4 separate regions of the Homo sapiens genome follow, and all the other regions are linked to region 3. The links are chromatin contacts, found by Hi-C or POLR2A ChIA-PET in ENCODE. All regions are on one chromosome and are shown on one strand. The core of a region is the stretch at or near the end of the contact, and the rest is flanking DNA. Distances in the headings are between cores, read along the strand shown. Region 1 holds the start of CLTA (clathrin light chain A). Region 2 holds the start of B4GALT1 (beta-1,4-galactosyltransferase 1). Region 3 holds the start of MYORG (myogenesis regulating glycosidase). Region 4 holds the start of GNE (glucosamine (UDP-N-acetyl)-2-epimerase/N-acetylmannosamine kinase).

What was found. Hi-C counts contacts between places; a loop is a spot of excess contacts on that map. ChIA-PET counts read pairs that join two places held with the same protein, here RNA polymerase II (POLR2A). Pooled maps may share reads with other maps.
Region 1: a loop to region 3 is called in a map of naive thymus-derived CD4-positive, alpha-beta T cell, with 8 times the contacts of the local background. The contact joins the promoter of CLTA here to the promoter of MYORG in region 3. A Hi-C loop is called at or near these places in 1 of 168 maps with a recorded cell type or tissue (naive thymus-derived CD4-positive, alpha-beta T cell) and 7 of 50 pooled maps. POLR2A ChIA-PET finds 5 or more read pairs at or near these places in 1 of 52 experiments (MCF 10A).
Region 2: a map of CD4-positive, alpha-beta T cell shows a loop between it and region 3 (9-fold over the local background). The contact joins the promoter of B4GALT1 here to the promoter of MYORG in region 3. A Hi-C loop is called at or near these places in 2 of 168 maps with a recorded cell type or tissue (CD4-positive, alpha-beta T cell and CD4-positive, alpha-beta memory T cell) and 7 of 50 pooled maps. POLR2A ChIA-PET finds 5 or more read pairs at or near these places in 1 of 52 experiments (RWPE1).
Region 4: a map of CD8-positive, alpha-beta T cell shows a loop between it and region 3 (9-fold over the local background). The contact joins the promoter of GNE here to the promoter of MYORG in region 3. A Hi-C loop is called at or near these places in 1 of 168 maps with a recorded cell type or tissue (CD8-positive, alpha-beta T cell), 1 of 37 single-sample maps with no recorded cell type and 7 of 50 pooled maps.

What each region holds. Positions count from the first base shown.
Region 1 is chr9:36,189,524-36,192,223 of GRCh38, forward strand. CLTA (clathrin light chain A) reads left to right here and starts at 1,398. Exons shown (of 5, transcript NM_001833.4): 1 at 1,398-1,750. The coding sequence starts at 1,534. RefSeq lists enhancers at 1,033-1,658, 1,374-1,593.
Region 2 is chr9:33,165,991-33,168,690 of GRCh38, forward strand. It overlaps B4GALT1 (beta-1,4-galactosyltransferase 1), which reads right to left and starts at 1,346. Exons shown (of 6, transcript NM_001497.4): 1 at 768-1,346. The coding sequence starts at 1,179. It overlaps B4GALT1-AS1 (B4GALT1 antisense RNA 1), which reads left to right and starts at 958. Exons shown (of 3, transcript NR_108110.1): 1 at 958-1,056. RefSeq lists silencers at 1,098-1,371, 1,130-1,529 and enhancers at 1,197-1,762, 1,680-1,779, 1,763-2,327, 1,850-1,929.
Region 3 is chr9:34,375,530-34,378,229 of GRCh38, forward strand. MYORG (myogenesis regulating glycosidase) reads right to left here and starts at 1,369. Exons shown (of 2, transcript NM_020702.5): 1 at 1,264-1,369. RefSeq lists enhancers at 136-717, 718-1,298 and a silencer at 1,344-1,733.
Region 4 is chr9:36,257,016-36,259,715 of GRCh38, forward strand. GNE (glucosamine (UDP-N-acetyl)-2-epimerase/N-acetylmannosamine kinase) reads right to left here and starts at 1,433. Exons shown (of 12, transcript NM_005476.7): 1 at 1,306-1,433. LOC124902150 (a long non-coding RNA gene) reads left to right here and starts at 1,595. Exons shown (of 3, transcript XR_007061473.1): 1 at 1,595-1,736. RefSeq lists a silencer at 1,174-1,333 and an enhancer at 1,634-1,863.

The DNA.
Region 1 (2,700 bases), core at 148-2,647, 1.8 Mb after region 3:
CTTCATGCACTGTTGCCAATGTATGTTAGGGATGAGCATAAAACAACAGACAAGGGGAAACAGAATCAATTGCAGACCCTAACATTTTAACTTTCTTAAATGTTTTTCTTCAACACTTTCCTATGGTTCATACTTTAAATGACTTTAAAATTATGCTTTAAGTAAATATATGCTTTAAATAATTTTTATTTGCTTCATTTTTCCTTCATAGCTATCCCTTTTTTTTTGTCATCAAAGATATGTGCGTTTTTTATAAAAACACTTTCTTGTCCCCTGCTGACTACCTCTGGAAGCTTCTTGTTGACCTCTGGTTTTTTGGTTTCTTTTTTTGGCTTTTCATTTCTTAGGGTGGTGGTGGTGGTAGTGAAGGAGAGGGGTCTTCTGGTGGCCCCTGCATAAGCACTCCCCCTCAACATGAGCATGATTAACTGGAACCACTGTTATTTCTGTGGTGTAGACAAAATGAGCCATGTAGCTATTAACATCTCCCTGATTTAAAAAGAAACACGGAACTTTCTTTTTCCTGCTGTCCTTAGGGAGGAAAGGTGTAAATATAAGAGACTGTAGCTAGTATCTTGGAAGTCCCCAGGAGACAGGCGTTTCCTCTTGGTCACTGACTCTCTGGGTCACTGACGCTCCTTGAACAGCAGGGCCACCGTGTCTCCCTTTGAAGCAAGTGATCCTTAAGGAATTTTCCAGGTTTAGTAACTTCTGTCTAGCTCCGAAAAGACGTAATGGCTGCAAAAGTGCTTCGTTGAAGAAGATAAGATATATTCATTTTTAAATAAAAATACTTATGGGCGAGAAAAATCGGAGTGGACTGAATCAATTACAGTAAATCTATGGGCTCTAAGGGAGCAAATAATCCAGGCTGGCTGAAAGAATTAAATATTTTAAATTTATAAAGCCAGGGACCCTCAAATCCATAAAAGGATTCAATCTTCTTCTTCTTTTTTTTTAGGATTCAATCTTCTAATAATCCCGGGAGGGGGCGCAAGAGCAGGATTCTTGTTTCTATTTTACGAATGAGGAAACTGAGGTTCAGAAAGCCTAAGTGGCATGCCTCTTCAGTAATCGGCCAATCGTCGCTGCCCTAACTTCACCTCACCTCCCAGTGCAGCACTAGAGTCCCCTCAGGGGTGGCCGTCCCTGGTCAGTCCAGCTCCAGCAGACGGGGTGGGTAGGACGCTCCCTATCAGGCAGCACTTCCGCCTCCCGGGGCCCGCGCAGCTCACCTCCCTCACCTCCCGCCCTACCCCAGTCACGAGTTGTTTTAGGGGGACCGCCCCTCCACTTGCTGATTGGGTAGCTCCTGAACCATTGTTGTCCTCTGATTGGTTGTTCCCTTTTCGGCTCTGCAACACCGCCTAGACCGACCGGATACACGGGTAGGGCTTCCGCTTTACCCGTCTCCCTCCTGGCGCTTGTCCTCCTCTCCCAGTCGGCACCACAGCGGTGGCTGCCGGGCGTGGTGTCGGTGGGTCGGTTGGTTTTTGTCTCACCGTTGGTGTCCGTGCCGTTCAGTTGCCCGCCATGGCTGAGCTGGATCCGTTCGGCGCCCCTGCCGGCGCCCCTGGCGGTCCCGCGCTGGGGAACGGAGTGGCCGGCGCCGGCGAAGAAGACCCGGCTGCGGCCTTCTTGGCGCAGCAAGAGAGCGAGATTGCGGGCATCGAGAACGACGAGGCCTTCGCCATCCTGGACGGCGGCGCCCCCGGGCCCCAGCCGCACGGCGAGCCGCCGGGGGGTCCGGGTGAGAGTGCGGGCGCGTTTGGGGCGAGAGGACTTGTCTGGAAACTCGGTCCACAGTGGGTCCGAGAGCTTCTGTGTGACTCGTGCTCCTTGCTGAATTAGGAGGTTAGGGAGCAGTGCAAACAGGAAACGAGACCCTGGCCCGGTCTTTCAGAAACCTAGGCTCGAGAAGCCTGTTCGGTTCTCAGCATGTTTGAGTGCTTCTGGGCGCGGGCGGAGCGAGAAAGCAAGTGTAGGGTGGCAGGCTCCGGAGCCGGAAGAAGCCCGTTCAATTCAGCAACTTTTCATTAAGCATTTGCTGTGCCTTTAGTCCGGTCTCTGAAGCAACCGCATTGGCGCAGTTTTTCCAGACTTATAAGCTTATAAGTCTGAGCCGAGCACAGAACTCGTTATTAGAAAAGGAGGGCGGAAAAAAATAAGAATGGAAATATCGTTTTTGAGAGATACAAACAAAAGTAGCAATGCAGTTCAGCATTTAAGCACTTAAGGTGTACAGAGTGTTGGATTACGAGGAGGAAGGAGGGAGTAGGGAACTCGAAAGATGATCTAGGTCTGGAGAAAGAACTGCCAAGCGCGGTAGGAGTTTGCTATCGTTGAGCGATTGATTTACAGCTAGGACTTCTGGAGCTCTTCCTCTGGGAACAGCTTTGGTAGGCAATATTGCCTAAGCAGAACCCAAGATTAGCCTAAACCAATCAGGGAGGGATGAAGAGGTGAATAGAGAATGTTCTCAGCCAAACTCAAGTAAAAATGGGGCAGGTAGGATGGCAGTTTGACCTTTGGATGCCTTAACCTGTGTGTGATGCTTAGGATCATGAGTGGAAAAGACCTACTTAATAATACAAAGAAGTAGGAAATTTAGCTAGAAGAAATGAAATACGGCTTTTCATTCACTTAAAAAATTCCAACTAAGGGAGAATAGGGCACTACTGGGGCATATAGGAGTAGTGT
Region 2 (2,700 bases), core at 96-2,595, 1.2 Mb before region 3:
CCAGAGTACACAAGCTCTCTGCCCCTGGGAGAGATCCCTGCTCACCTAGGTTTTGGGTACCCATACCAGGAGGAGGCTAGGGGGAAGGGCTCTCGGTCACGATCCACACAGAGGAAGAAATGAACACACAGTGACAATTTACTGAGGGCTTACCCTCATTAATTAAGCCCTTATTTACCATTGTTCACAATATCTTCCAAAACAACCCCTTGAAAGGGTGACCATTTATTATCCCAGAAGAGAAATATGAGGTTCAGAGAGAAGTCACTTGGCCCAAACGATCAGGAGAAAAACCCACTCAGGAGAGTGGCTCTATGGCAAGACACGTGAACCGAGAGGTCAGTCTCCTTCCCCACCGGGAGCCTCACGTCAGTCCCCAAAAGGGAGTGGATTACTCGAGGTCCCTACCAGAGTTCTCAGTGCAAGGCTGCTCGAAGCCCTAAGCAGACCCAAACTCCAAAACTTCCTGAGCCTCGGGCCACAGCAGGGAAGTCTCCAAGGCCTTCTCTGGTTCTGGGGCTAGAGGGGCCTCGGGACTTCCCTGTGCGGTCCCGGCCCCACGCCTCCAACAGGACTCCCCAGGGACCCACCTCGCAAACCTTCTCTCCCATCCAGTCCCAAGCCTCTGTCTGGGATTTAAAACTCTGATCCAGAAGAGGGAGGCTGGCTGTCGTAGAAGAGCCAGCCTGAGGGAATGTCTGGGGGACCCTGTCGGGGAAATCCGGGGGGGTCCCAATCCTCCGACTGGCGCCGACCCGAGTCCTTACCAAGCAGCGGGGACTCCTCAGGGCAGGCGGGCAGCGACAGTGCGGTGGTGTGGGGCACTGGGACCGAGGTCAAGTTGCTAGCGGGGCCAGGGCCAGAATCCACGACTGGGCTGGAGTCGCCACCCGGGCGCGGCTGGGAGGAGGCGCCTAGAGGAGGCGGCGGCCGGGCCCCTCCGGTCCGGAGCTCCCCGGAGGACTGCCCGATGGCGGCGGCACTGTTCGAGCCGCCCTGCAGCGGTGTGGAGACTCCGACCAGTTGGGGCAGGCGGCTCAGGTCGCGGCCAGCCAGGTAGTAAACGAGGGTGACGCCAAGGTGCAGAGCGCAGACGGCCACGAGCAGGCGGCAGGCCCGCTGTAGGGACGCGCCTGGCATCGCGGCGCTGCCGCTCAGGAGCGGCTCCCGAAGCCTCATCTTCCCGCCGCCGCTTTAAGAAGGGTGTGGGCTACAGGAGGGGAGGCGACCCGCCCGCGGGCCGCCCGCCAGGCGCTGCCCCACAGCGGCGACTAGGGGAGGGCCCGGAGCGGGGGCGGGCGAGCGGCTGAGAGCTGAGACTCCTCCAGCCAGCCAGACCTGGGAGCGGCGAGAAGCCGCCCGAGGCGCCGGCGGAGAGGGGAGGGGCGGGGCCCCGGCGAAGGCGGGGGCGGGGCCGGGCGCGGGGTTTTCTGGACGAGGGCGGGAAGGCGGGGCAGCCCGTGGCGGGATGGGCGCGCTGGGCGGGGCCTCGGGAGGGTGGGCAGCGGGCGGGGCGCCGTCGTGGGGTCCCCGGAGTATGACTGCAGCTCCGACGCTTGGCCGCGCACCGCCCTCTTCCTCCCGAGCCTTTGCGGCGGAGCTTCGGTCGCGTTGAGCCGCGCCTCCTCTTCCTCCTCCACGCTGCCCTCGACAGGCCGCGCCACTTCCTGGGGTGCGAAGGGACTCGGGTGCGAGCCTGGGCCTGCAGCGCGGCGGCGGAGAGAACGGAGAGGACAGCTGGCGGGTGGTTATCTGGAGTGGTTTGGGGCCGCGGCGGCGTTCTGGCCAGTGGGCCTTGGTGGGCTAGGAAGAGAGGCAGAAAAAGGTTACCCAGGAAACGGGCTTCGACGCCGGGCGAGGAGTGGCACGTTCGAAACCCCCTCCCTAACTCAGCCCGGCTGGACCCCGCTGCTTAACGGGGGGTCCTGCGGCAAAGAAAGTGGACGGGTTGCCACTTCTGTGCCTCCCCATCAGGTAGCCTGGGCTATAAGGGGCTCTCAGACCAGCTTGGTTCCAGATGTGTGTGTGGCGGGAGTCCTGTATACTTTGAAGAGGAGAGCAGCAAGAAGCCTCTAACTCCCAGGCCAGCGTGCAGGAGATCAGCCGGCGTTACAGTCTACACTGGGCTACCCACTGTCCCATGAAGTAGCAGTTCTCCCCATGTCGTAGAGTGGGGCCCCGGCAGATTAAGAAACTTTCCTAAGAGCCCACAGCTGGCAAGAGGCAGAATTCTGGCTCCGAAACCCATGTTTTCTACAGGTTTACCCTTTGTTGATTTGCAAGTAAGGGCTGAAGGCTGTGTGGGTGAGAGACTTAGGCACTGAAGCCACTTGACCTCGATTTGACCCAGAGGCCTCAGGCCCTGAGTGAGCAGAGACACCTCACCCCAGAGAAAGACTCATGGAGGTGCTGTCAGTAATGTGGATAGGGAAGTTGAGGGCTCTGGCAGCCAACCATCAGGGAATAACAGTAGCTACCTTATTTTGAGAGTTTGCTGTGTGCCAGTACTATCTGCCATGAAGTAGGTGGTGTTACGGTGTCCATTTCACAGATGAGAAAATAAGGCTTATGAGTTGACACTTTGGTTGTGATCATACAGAATCAACTTTCCTCACTTGACTTCCTGGACACCAGGTCCTTCTGATCTTCCTCACTTCACTGGCCATTTCTGTCTCCTCTCTGGACTTCTTCCCCAGTTGC
Region 3 (2,700 bases), core at 119-2,618:
TAGGTGGCTCAGATCACACCTGTGAGTTTATATTCATTCATTCAAGATAACCAAAGCCCTATTCTGGGCACCAAGGAAATAAGGAGAGAGAGGGTCAGTATCTGAAGAGGAGAGAGACTTCCTCATCCTCAAAACTTTCATATGAAGTCAGCCTATCTCATGAGCCCTGGAGGCAGGAAGAGGCCACCAAGGTGGATTCAAAAGCCCTTTCCGACAGTTATGTTTTGAGAATCTTAATTTTCTGGGATCTGAAGTTCTTTGATGAAAGACAGAAGCCCACAGGCCTGGGCACCCACCCACCCCAGGCACCATGATAGTGTCCCAAATGTCACCACAGCATCCAGTTCTATCAACAATGTGGAACAGCAGACATAGCTGCAGTGTCCATTTTACAGGTGAGGAAACGTGGCCCAAACAGAAAAAGGAACTTGTCTGAAGTTAGCCAGGTATCAAGGCTGCCTGGATCTAAAATCCCAGCCCAGCTCTCCACAGTGTAAGTTTTAGGAGATGGGAGATAATGATCTGACCTGGCTGCCTGAATGCAGTAGCAGAAAGGAGCCCTGGGGCTGAGCTGGTGGGACCAGCTTCCATCAGATGGACATGGCATGGTGAGGCCTGTCTTTCCAAGGGCTGGTGCTGCTGCTTGCTCCACGCGGACCACGAAGACCACGAGGGCAGCAAAGAGGGCAATTTTAATGGCATCTGGTACCGGGGCTTTGGGGGAGGAAGTCTGTGGTTCCGGTGTTAACAGTGGTGCCAGAGACCTCTGTAATCTGCCGCCTCCGCCAGGTGGAGTCTGGGCTCTGCCCCTGCTGAGCCTCTCCCCACCGGACACTCAACCTCAGCCTTGGCTGCCACAGCTAGTCTGGTCTGAGGGGGAGGGCCCCGCCCGACTCAACTGAGGGGAGGCCATTCCAAGTAGAATCGTTAGTTGGACACAGTTCCCGGGGGGATGGAAATGTCAAAGGCAACTCGATCCGGCCCATCTCCCTCTCCTGCCAGGCGACGGTATCCGCGGGGATCGAGTGACTGCCTACATAGCCTGGAATACTCCACAGCCGCCCTCCCTACCCCGCCCTGAAGGCTATACTGTCCGAAGGGGCCGACCGAGGTCAAGGGACCTGTCGCCCCGCGGGAATCGCGGCCGTGGGATGGGCCCAGGTGTTCAGGCTCGCTCCACCCATTCATCGGTGGGAGCGAAAGTTCAGGAATCGTGCTCCTTCAGCAGCCCCCCGCCCCCCACAGCCCTCCCGCTGGGCTCACCCATTGCAGTTACAGCCCGGCAGAAGCGGGGGTGAAAGAGCTTCCCGCCGATCCCCTGCGCTTGAACCAGAGTGAAGCTGCCGCCGCGCCGCGCGGGGCTCTGTCTGGCAGGGCACAGCCCCTCCTCGGGTCCCGCCCTGGGGTTCCTCGGCCACGCCCCAGTCATCCAGTCTCGTCTCGGGCCTCAGAGTCCAGCCCTGCCCTTGACGTTCGACCCCTCCTCCCAGGTTATCAGGCGGATCTGTGGCCCCGCCCCTCAGCCCCACCTTCCTCCCACCGCTCTGTGCTCTGCCCCTGGCATTTCAGGCTTGCTCAGTCCTGCGCCCCGCGGCTCCGACTCCCGCCGGCGGGCCCGCCCCTCCTGGGCCACTGCTAACCCGCAAGCGGGCGGGGCTCGGCCCCAGGCCTGCTGGGACATGTAGTTCTGCAGAAAGGAGCAGCTGCGGAAGGTTGGGGTTCTTGCACCTCTAGGCTAGGTTTGGAATGAGGATGAGAGGGAGAGAGCTGCAGGGTAAAGGAGCAGAGCTGGCCATTGGAATTCCTTCCTTCCCGGTTTGGACAGGTGGAGGCCATATCGGTATAACGCTCTCACAAGCCCTCAGCTTTCCATACGGAAAAGTGGTGGCGGAATTCCGCGAGTATCTCAGCTCCCAATGCAGGTGCTTCCAATCGAGGGCCCCACGGAGGGAGCTGTAGTTCCAACCCGCCGCGAGTCCAAGCTGTCGGTTCCCACCGGACCAAACCAGCGGTGTCCGAGGTCAGGGACTGAGAAGACCGGTTTCTGCTCGGTGTTTTGCAACGTCACCCGCCTCCCAGACCGCTACCCCCAGACTAGTTATTTATAGGGTCCAGCCCCTCCTCCTAAGTTACAGCCTTTAGTTAGAAATGCCCAAGCTGCGGGAAAGTGGGTGTGCCCCGCCATGCCCCTCTCCCCGGGGGCTGGGCAAGACTCTGAGGTTTCATTTCTTTTTTATTTTATTTTATTTTTATATTTATTTATTTTTGAGTTTCGTTCTTGTTGCCCAGGCTGGAGTACAATGGCACGATCTCAGCTCACTGCAAACTCCGCCTCCCGGGTTCAAGCAATTCTCCTGCCTCAGCCTCCCAAGTAGCTGGGATTACAGGCACGCACCACCGCGCCTGGCTAATTTTGTATTTTTAGTAGAGACAGAGTTTCACCATGTTGGTCAGGCTGGTCTCAAACTCCTGACCTCAGGTGATCTACCTGCCTCGGCCTCCCAAAGTGCTGGGATTACAAGTGTGGGCCACCGCGTCCGGTCTTTATTTTTTTGAGAGAGGGTCTCGCTCTGTCGCCCAGGCTGGAGTGCAGTGGCGTTAACATAGCTCACTGCAGCCTCAATGTCCTTGGTTCAAGCTATCCCCTCCCGCCTCAGGCTCCTGAGTAACTTGGACCACATGTGTGTGCCACCATACCCT
Region 4 (2,700 bases), core at 183-2,682, 1.9 Mb after region 3:
CAACATGGTGAAACCCCGTCTCTACTAAAAATACAAAAATTAACCGAGCATGGTGGCAGGCGCCTGTAATCCCAGCTACTTGGGAGGCTGAGGCAGGAGAATTACTTGAACCCAAGTTCATCATTGAGAGAACCGAAAATCAAACCCTTGTCTGAATGACTTCAGCGCTCAGAACACTGTCCCACACCCAGTGTTTGCCTTGTGTCTGTTCATTCCATAAACATCCATGAGTACAAATCTTCCTCGAAAACATGATAAATCGCCCTTTCATCAGTGCAATGAGGATGGGACTCAAAGGAATAAGAAGGAAAGAGCTATATAAAGCTGTCTGAAAGTCAGGGCCCCATTCCGACGCTATAATTCGGTTTGGCTTCAACTGCGGCGCTCCTACAGTTGGGTTAACGAGTTACCTATACTGCGAAACTGTACCCCACCCCTCCTACCAGAGTAGTAAAAAATACGTTCTTGTGTTCTAACAATTTTACAAGCGTAAAACTGGGGGGAGGGGCCGGGCGCGGTGGCTCACGCCTGTAATCCCAGCACTTTGGGAGGCCGAGGTGGGCGGATCACGAGGTCAGGAGATCGAGACCATCCTGGCTAACATGGTGAAACCCCGTCTCTACTAAAAATACAAAAAATTAGCCGGGCGTGGTGGTGGGCGCCTGTAGTCCCAGCTACTCGGGAGGCTGAGGCAGGAGAATGGCGTGAACCTGGGAGGCGGAGCTTGCAGTGAGCCGAGATCGCGCCACTGCACTCCAGCCTGGGCGACAGAGCGAGACTCAGTCTCAAAAAAAAAAAAAAAAAAAAAAAAAAAAAAAAAAATTGGGGTGAGGGCGGGGAATTAACGTTTCTCAAATATACAAGGAAGCCCAGACTCAGAATGTAGACTCAGAGCAGGGAGGGGACCTTTTAGCCCAGCCTTTTCACGCCAGGACAGCTCGCCTGCCAGGCAGTTCTCCACCCTCTCTCGCCCCGCCCCGCTCCTAACGGGACAGTCAGCATCCCCCCTGATTGGACAGCACTGTTCCAGGGGACAAGTCAACCTGGGCCTCCCTCTACATCCCCTCCCCTGCTCATCAGGGCCCACCCCGAGCCACACGGCGGAGCCCTGAATTGGGCCAAAGAGGTGCCCTATGGTGAGGCCTGCAGGACATTGGGCGAGAGCCGGGTCCAGTGTGGGCCTCGGGGCGCGGTGGGGTGGAAAGCGGCCGGGGAGGGGAGGCCTGGGGCAGGAGGCCGGGGGAGGCGGCCCTGGGGGTGGGCAGGATGCTCTCCCGGAGTCCCACGCCGCCGCGCGGCTCTCACCAGACGCCGTCAGAGGCTCCCTCCCACGCCGCCACCGCGCTCCTCGGGCGAGGGACGAACCAAGCGCCACGAAGCAGGCAGAGCGCGAGCCTGCCCCTCGGTTTCCGCGCTCGGGCGCGCGGGTAGACGACTCGTCGCTCGACCTTGTCCCCACTCCTCGCTCGCCCAGCCACGCCCACCCGGAGTGCCGAATCCGCGATCGCGCCCTGACGCCACCCGAGAGAGCTCGCGTGATTGGCTGCTCCCGTCCCCGTCCCCCACCTTCCCGGCGGTATTTTGAGGCGCAGGCAGGGTGCTGACCAGCGGACCATCTTCCATGGCCTCTGCCGCGCTGGAGCTGCTGCGGGGCTGTCCTGCCAGCTTGTGCTCCCGCCCCGAAGCGTCCTCCTCCACTGGCGACACACGCACTGAAGCCCGAGTCTTCCCGCTGGGTAGTTGTTTTGGTCTTGCACCCAAGGAGGGATTTCTTGCGCCTCTTGTTCCCTCAGTTATTTCATAAACCAGGACCGCAACTATACTGTCGTGTAGCGCGGCCACCCCACAGCGGTCCCTGACGTTAACCCTTGCCGTGACTGCTAGAAGACACTGGTGGAGTGTGAATTGATGACCAAGGCATGGCAGAGCCTCTCTCATCTTTATAATCAGTTCAGCGGCGGCCTCCACTACAGGGAACTCCCAGCCAGTCCCGAGGCCTAGGGACATCCAGGGAGAAACGTGGCGGTGGTAAAGGGCTTGCGCAGCTCCTGAAGATAAATAAGACTTTGGGTTGCTGTTGTTTTTGAGACAAGGGTCTCACTATGTTGTCCAGGCAGCACTCGAGCTCCTGGCCTCAAGCCATCTTTTCTGGCTTCAGCCTTCTGAGTAGCTGGGACTACAGGACCATGCCACCGAATCAGGCTTTAAGACTTTTTAATGACCCTTTCAAATTTCTGAGTCACTCCCAGCATTTTAGGAAGCCAAGTGAGAAGGCTAGCTTGAGGCCAGGAGTTCGAGACCAACCTGGGCAACAGATTCCTGAGTCACCATTGACAAGAAACTTTGAATGAAGTTGATGATACAAAATATTAACATCTTTTTTTTTTTACAACCATTAAAAATTTACCACAGGTGAAACTAAGTCTAACAGTTCATTGAGATTTCTTGCTGTACAGCAAATTTCAAATCTCATCAAACTGCAGTTTGTGATGCATTTCAATTAATAATGAAGCTCTAATTTGTAAAATACTTATGAACTCTTAGTTCTCCTGTGGCTAGCTTGGAGCCACGAAAAGGTCACATTAGCCACAAAAGAAAAGACATTAAGGGATTTTTGCAAGGAAGTGCTATCAGATTTCTTTTTTGTTTGTTTGTTTGTTTTTGAGACAGGGTCCCACTCTATCGCCCAGGCTGGAGTAC